Linked DNA regions of Homo sapiens: region 2 is linked to region 1. A link is a contact called in ENCODE Hi-C or POLR2A ChIA-PET data. All regions are on one chromosome and are shown on one strand. The core of a region is the stretch at or near the end of the contact, and the rest is flanking DNA. Distances in the headings are between cores, read along the strand shown.

Region 1 (3,350 bases), core at 813-3,312:
TCTCCCTTCTGCATGGACCTGCGGGTGACACAAGCTTGGTGCCTTCTCCTCTCTGAACTTCAAGTCCTTACTTGGACAAGATGGCCTGGCTCCTCCCAGCCCTGGATTTGGGGATGCTCCGATGCTGCCTGGGAGCCCAGTCTGATCATGGTGGCCTGGAAATCAAGGCTAAGCGAAAGGAAAGCCTGAAAGAGCTGCACTCTAAGCACCACAGCAGGACTTGCCCCTGAATGGAGATGGGGCTGGGGCAGGAAGGTGGCAGGGAGGGGCTGGGCCCTGTGACTGTCACCTCCAGGTTGGAGGAGTGGGGAGGGAAAGGCAGGGCAGGGTGCGTTATCACACACACACTCACCCACATACACTCAAGCACACACCACAGAGTCCAAGGAAAACCTGTTTCTGTCCTAGCACTGAGCCAGGGATCCCACACAAAGATGGGTCCTGGCCAAGCGCAGTGGTTCACGCCTGTAATCCCAGCACTTTGGGAGGCCAAGGTGGGAGGACAACTTGAAGTCAGGAGTTTGAGACCAGCCTGGCCGACATGGTGAAACCTTGTCTCTACTAAAAATACAAAAATTAGCCAGGCATGGCAGTGCATGCCTGTAATCCCAGCTACTCAGGAGGCTGAGTCAAAAGAATCGCTTGAACCCAGGAGGCGGACGTTGCAGTAAGCCAAGATTGAGCCACTGCACTCCAGCCTGGGTGACAGAGTGAGACTCCGTCTCACAAAAAAAAAAAAAAAAAAAGAAAAGAAAAAGAGAAAGAATGGGTCCTGATGAAGTTCCTAGGAGGCTCCCTCCTGCTGACAGAGCACAGCAGGAGTGTCCCCCTGGGCGATGGGGCCCAGCTTTCCCATGTCATTCATGGGCATCTGTTGCATCATGATATCTGTTGCAGAATCATCCCATAGTGGCTTCCAAGCAGGGCGTTGCAGCTGAGACTGGCCCTGGTCTCAGCATCTTCGGAGAGGCCCCAGATTGATAAGTGTCTTGTTCTGAGTCATGGCTCAAAGTCCCCATGACAGACAGGAATCCCTATCAGCATGGTAGATTTCATAAACCCCAAATTAGGGCATGAGATCTGAAAAAGAATCTGGGGGATTTGTGATAACATGTGAGGGCATACAAATAAGGACTCTTACTTGCTCAAGACTAACAAACTGCATGTCTTGACAAGAGTAGCCAAGATGAAATCAAATGTAGACAGGAGGGTTCTGAACACACGTGGGGTCACTGGTGTGGCTTGGCCCGGGACTACCCCTCTCCCCCTCATCACCCAAATCCACCAGAGCCTTCTAGAGGAAGCATTCTCCCCACTGGTGGCGTGGTGGGGCCAGGGCCTCGACAGGGACTGTTGTAATCATCCAGGTGGGAAATGACAGAGAGGTGGTGAGAGGCGGGTGGGCTCTGGAAGAAGTTGGAATCCTGCTGACAAGATGCTCCAGTGGTTTGGACATGGGTCTGAAAAACTCCAGGACGGCTATCCAAGGTTTCGGCCTCAGTGAATGAAGGGATGGGGTTGCCACTGACTGAGGAAGAGAATGTATTCTATTGCATATTTAATTAATTACTTTGATGTGAAAAGTCCAAATAACAACTATGTCTGGAACTGAGCAGGGCATCCGTGGGACCACCGCCCACAGGCACCCAGGGCTTATGGCACCACCCACCCCCGTCGTGGGAGGCCCCAGAGACCCCGGCAGAGAAAGAGGGAGGCTCACCCTCTTGCTGTGGTGTGTGTGGGAGGGGCAGTGTGAAAAGGTCTGGCCCACCTGAGTCCCCTGGGCTGGTAGGAGAACTGGGGCCGGGCAGGGGGTGGTGTTGGAACAGGAGGGGTGGTGTGTGAGCCTCTGTGGGCAAAGACCCACCGTGGCCCACAGAGGCTCTTTCTCCTCAGACCCGGTGTGCTGTTACCAGAGCCTTCTAGAGGAAGTGTTCTCCGAGCTGAGGGCGGCTCTTTGATTCTCCAGGCCACAAACCCCCGCAGCCCGGCCTGGCCAGAGGCGTGCCTGTGCATCCCGGCAAGTGAGCGCCCAGGGACTCTCGGCCAGAGAGGCTGTGAGGGTGGCTTTGTGAGGATGGCTTTGTGTGGCTGCACATTGCCCTTGGCCAAGCCCCGCTGCCAGGAGAGGCAGCTCGGCTGCCAAACCTCCTGAACCCAAGTTACCTGAGCAAGCAGCCCTATCCCCTCGCCTGCTTCTCACTGCCTCGCCTGCCTTGGGCCTGCCCGACCCAGGGGGTCACATGCCTTGTTCCCCATCAGTGGAGACCAGGGACAAGAAGACAGTTCTGTGGGAAGAGCCAGGAGGACCATTTGGGAAAATACAGGTTCCAGGTGTGTCTCCAGACCTTGAGAGTTGGTGTCTCCTGGGAAGAGGCCCTGATGAGATCTGGGGAGATTCGGATCTGATGAGATTCAGGAAGCCCTGGCCTCTCCGTACTTGAGGAGACGGGACACACAGGACAAGCTGCAGGCTGGTGAGCAGGTATGTTCTGCTTCTTTGAGGACAAGAGAACCCTGGATCCTTGAGGGCTCTCAAGGGGCATTTACAGGGTCTGAGCCTAAATCGAGGCATCAGGTCCCAGAGAGGGCGAGGGTGCGTGTGCTCAGACAACCCGAGGTCCCGCAGAGGCCACCAGAGCCCCCAAGGGGGGTCGGAGAGAGTCCACTTCCCGCCAGAGGTGCGATGTGGCCACATCACTGGGCACCTAGTCCTTCTTTCTGCCAGCCTCAGCCATATGATGAGCAACCAACGCCTAAAGCTTCCTGAGCTGGAGGCGGGGAGGCAGGACTGGGGAGATTGGAGCTGGAGTGGAGTGGGCCTGAGCTGGGGACGGTGGGGTTCCTGTGACCCCGCAGGGTGAATGCCTGAGCTGGTTGCTCTGGATATGTGACCTGCTCCTCCCTTCTGTAAACTCTTCACCCTGATCTGGAGAAGGTGATCCCCAAGGGCTAGGACCCACCCACCCAGAAATACACTAAATAAGTAAATGTGCTCTGTTCAGATTTTATCTAATCAGGATTCCAGAGCACAAGACAAATGGCCTCACGTCCGGCTGGGAGGTGTAATTCATTCTCCTGGGTGAGTCCAAAGCCTGGGGCAGAGTGGGGAGAGGAGGGGCGGGGTGATTTAGTGTAGTGGAACGTGCACTAAGGGTCTGGGAGGCCCTGAAGCTTGGAGTGCAGGGCCCAGCGCCAAGACCTCCAGAACAACCCAGCCTTCCTCGGGATCTGCCCAGGGATGGAAACGAACCCTAGTGTCCTTTCTTTCAGGGAGTCTATTTCTGGGACTTATTCCAGGGAATATACATAGGTGGTCATTCAAAGATTTAGCCACAAAGTTGTCCTTC
Region 2 (3,340 bases), core at 83-2,582, 120 kb before region 1:
ACCTTTTATGCCTGGCCATAAAGGCAACCGCCCAGCCCTCTGGACAATGCCCCCTCTAGACAATGCCTCGGGAGGGTGGGTGTACACACACACACACACACACACACACACACACACACACACAACTGCCAGGCAGGGACCTGTCCCAATTGAGGTCTCCAAAGACATCCTTGCAAGGCATCTCCATCTCCCTTGGAGTCCCTGAAGACTTGGCCCAGGAGCTAAGGGGTTTAGGTGGCCATAAGTGAGGCCAGTGAAGTGTAAAACACAAAAGAGTGACATCCAGGGGCCTGGATCCTGTTCCAGGTGTATCTATGCAGATGGGGAGGGGTCGCCACCCAGACTCAGGTACCACATCTCCAGGGAAGGAGGGTATTCTGGGACAGATCAAAGTCTACTCCCATTTTACCGGTGATGCAGCTGAGGTCTGTGCGTGCTGTGGCTTGCCCCGGGTACCAAGGATGGAGATGATGGCAGAGCTGGGAGTAGGACCCAGGTCTGCTCTGACAGTGACAAACCCTCTGGCCACTGCCCCCAAGGGGGTCCAAGTAGGAATATCAGGGGTCAGGAAGGGTTTGGGTCACTTCTCAGACAAGATATCTCTCCTGGGGCTCAGAGGGGAGCTGGTGAGAACCTGAGGTCGTGGCTCCAAGGCTGATGTGGGAAAAGACCTAGGGTGAGCCCCTCCAGCGGCCACAAAGGCCATGTGCAGGGCCCTGCCCTCATGGGGGCCCCTTACATAGCCCCACCTCATTCTGTCCCGATGCACAGATACTCCCACCACCTGGATGATGGCGGCTTTGCTATGCGGGTCAGGGCTGGGGCATAGATGGCCAGATTAATATTCTACCTCCTTGGTTGATAAGGCCCGTAACCTTTGTCCCGGCGAGCGAGGCTGGAGAAGCGGGGGCCATGGCCCTGGTAGGGAGGTCTCACTTTGTCAGGTTCCAGAGCCGGGGCATTGCTGCTGGGTGCTGAGGACAGGGCTCAGGAGACCTGGGTCCCCGGCCAGCTCACCCTGGGGCTGTGCATCGCTTTTCTCCCCAGCCAATGGGAGAAGGACTCTGTGCTGTCTTCCTGGTGAGGATGGTAAGGATCACACCAAGGACTCTGCAGGGAAGGTCCTGAATGGATCAGGCTGCTATCTTGAGGAAAGAGGGTTATTATTCACAGTAGTCATAAATGCCCTGTGAAATTGGAGTGGAGTTGCTTTGAGCTTTGGCCAGAATGCCCCAATCAACCTTTGGCTCTGATAAAGATAAGCAGGCTCAAGGTGATAACACATAAACCAGAAACTGTCAACAGGAGCTAATTAGGGCACTGGGTGCCGGGGTGAGCCACGCCCCCTACACCTGATGGAGGAGAAATCTCAGGTGGGGGAAGATGTGGGCTCATTGCCTGGACCTTAGCCTATTGCTTTTTTGTCACCTTCTGGCCACTTTTCCACCTCCAACCGCTACCTCCCACCCCTCTGCCTGCATTATATAACATAACATGAAACAAGATGGAATAAAACAGAATCCAATGTGATGGGTGCCATATAACACAGTGGAAAGAGTCCTGACTTGGGGCCAGGTGTGGTGGCTCATGCCTGTAATCCCAGCACTTTGGGAGGCGGAGGCAGGCGGATCACATGAGGTCAGGAGTTCGAGACCAGCCTGACCAACACGGTGAAACCAGGTGTCTACTAAAAATACAAAAATTAGCCAGGCGTGGTGGCGGGCACCTGTAGTCCCAGCTAATCGGGAGGCTGAGGCAGCAGAATCGCTTGAACCCGGGAGGCGGAGGTTACAGTGAGCCGAGGTCACGCTACTGCACTCCAGCCTGGGCGACAGAGCGAGACTCCGTCTCAAAAAAAAAAGTCCAGAATTGGGAGCCAAGGAACCCGAGTCCAGCCTGGTTCTGCATGCCCTTGAGCTGGTCATTTGTCCCTAAGCCGCAGTCTCCCTCTCTGTAAAATGGAGGCCAGAAGTGGGGCAGGTGTGCAGTCATCCCTTGCTGGGATCCCGTCTAGGTTTAAAGTCCATGCTCTTCTGCGACACAACACTGTAATCTGTGAAGTGCACAAAACATTGCCCTGGTGCCACCCAGTAACACAGGGGTGTGTGTGACACTCGGCAGAATCACAGATCCACCCCTCAGGGAGAGGGAGGTCATGTGGAGGCCCTGAGACATAGCTAGTTCCCAGGGGTCCTGGAATCCCTCTCCCTATCTGCAGCCTGCACTAGGGGCACTCAGGTCTATTTTTAACTCAGTGCCCAGTAAATAAATGTGGCGTTGAAGCTGGGGCCCAATGGTCCATTTCCCCTCCCTCATCAATATACATCTCCCCCGCCCTGCCCACCACACACACACACACACACACACACACACACACACACACAAGTTGAAGTGGCCGCCCATAGGTAACCCCCAGTGCTGAGCCAGGGCTCCTGGCGATGTGGTTCAGGCTGGGCCTCCTTCGAGCTGGGGGAGTTGCTGGAGGAACCAGCCCTGCTCCTGTCCTAGTTTTAGCCCAGATTCTGCTTCCCATCAGCAAAGTCCAAGTCACTTTTCCTGGGAACTGGCAGGAAGGGTGTAGACAGGGTTGGGCAGAGAGAGAAGTGGGTGTGAAAAGACAGGGAGGGGCCGGGAGCGGTGGCTTAACCATGTAACCCCAGCACTTTGGGAGGCTGAGGCGGGTGGATCACGAGGTCAGGAGATCGAGACCATCCTGGCTAACACGGTGTAACCCCGTCTGTACTAAAAATACAAAAATTTAGCTGGGCATGGTGGCACATGCCTGTAGTCCCAGCTACTCGGGAGGCTGAGGCAGGAGAATCACTTGAACCTGGGAGGCAGAGGTTGCAGTGAGCCAAGATTGTGCCACTGCACTGCAGTGTGGGCGACAGAGTGAGACTCCATCTCAAAAAAAGAAAAAAAAGGGAGGAAAGTGGCCAGGAGGTGGGTGAGTAGGAGGGAGGAGAAAAAGGAGGAGGGCCTGACCATTCTTCCTGCCGCCCACTTCTCTGGGCAGCAGGGTCACCTGCACCGAGGCTTGCCTGGTTCGGGGCTGGGCAGGCAAGGCTAGGCAGTGACTCAGCCCCAGGCCCAGCCACCCACTCTCACAGGCCCCAAAACTGAGGGAGGAGGGCACAAATCAGGACCTGGGGGCTGAGGTCTCAGCCTCAAACAGAAGTCACTACAACGGGCAGTGGCTCTAGGCTGGGAGCAGTTTCTCCTGCCTGGGGCGTAGTGGGGCGGTGAAGAGGAGAAGGCAGAGTCTGAGGAAGGTGATGTCCAAAGTGAATCTTGAAAGCTGGGTAGAAATGCATCTTCCTTGACCTCTGTCAGCTCAGCT

What was found. A loop is a pair of places that touch in the nucleus more often than their neighbours do. ChIA-PET counts read pairs that join two places held with the same protein, here RNA polymerase II (POLR2A). Pooled maps may share reads with other maps.
Region 2: a map of Caco-2 shows a loop between it and region 1 (10-fold over the local background). The contact joins the enhancer-like site here to the promoter of LINC01819 in region 1. A Hi-C loop is called at or near these places in 4 of 168 maps with a recorded cell type or tissue (Caco-2, aorta, endothelial cell of umbilical vein and 1 more), 1 of 37 single-sample maps with no recorded cell type and 9 of 50 pooled maps. POLR2A ChIA-PET finds 5 or more read pairs at or near these places in 3 of 52 experiments (H1, WTC11 and activated naive CD4-positive, alpha-beta T cell).

Annotation. Positions count from the first base shown.
Region 1 is chr2:43,038,255-43,041,604 of GRCh38, reverse strand. LINC01819 (long intergenic non-protein coding RNA 1819) reads left to right here and starts at 2,062. Exons shown (of 6, transcript NR_110585.1): 1 at 2,062-2,485. RefSeq lists an enhancer at 1-602.
Region 2 is chr2:43,159,706-43,163,045 of GRCh38, reverse strand. No RefSeq gene overlaps it. Among named protein-coding and RNA genes, the nearest start is that of LINC02580, 59 kb to the right of the region's middle. Within about 2 kb of position 1,332, at least 8 of the 41 ENCODE cell types and tissues checked have a DNase peak (open chromatin) inside an H3K27ac peak, as active enhancers do.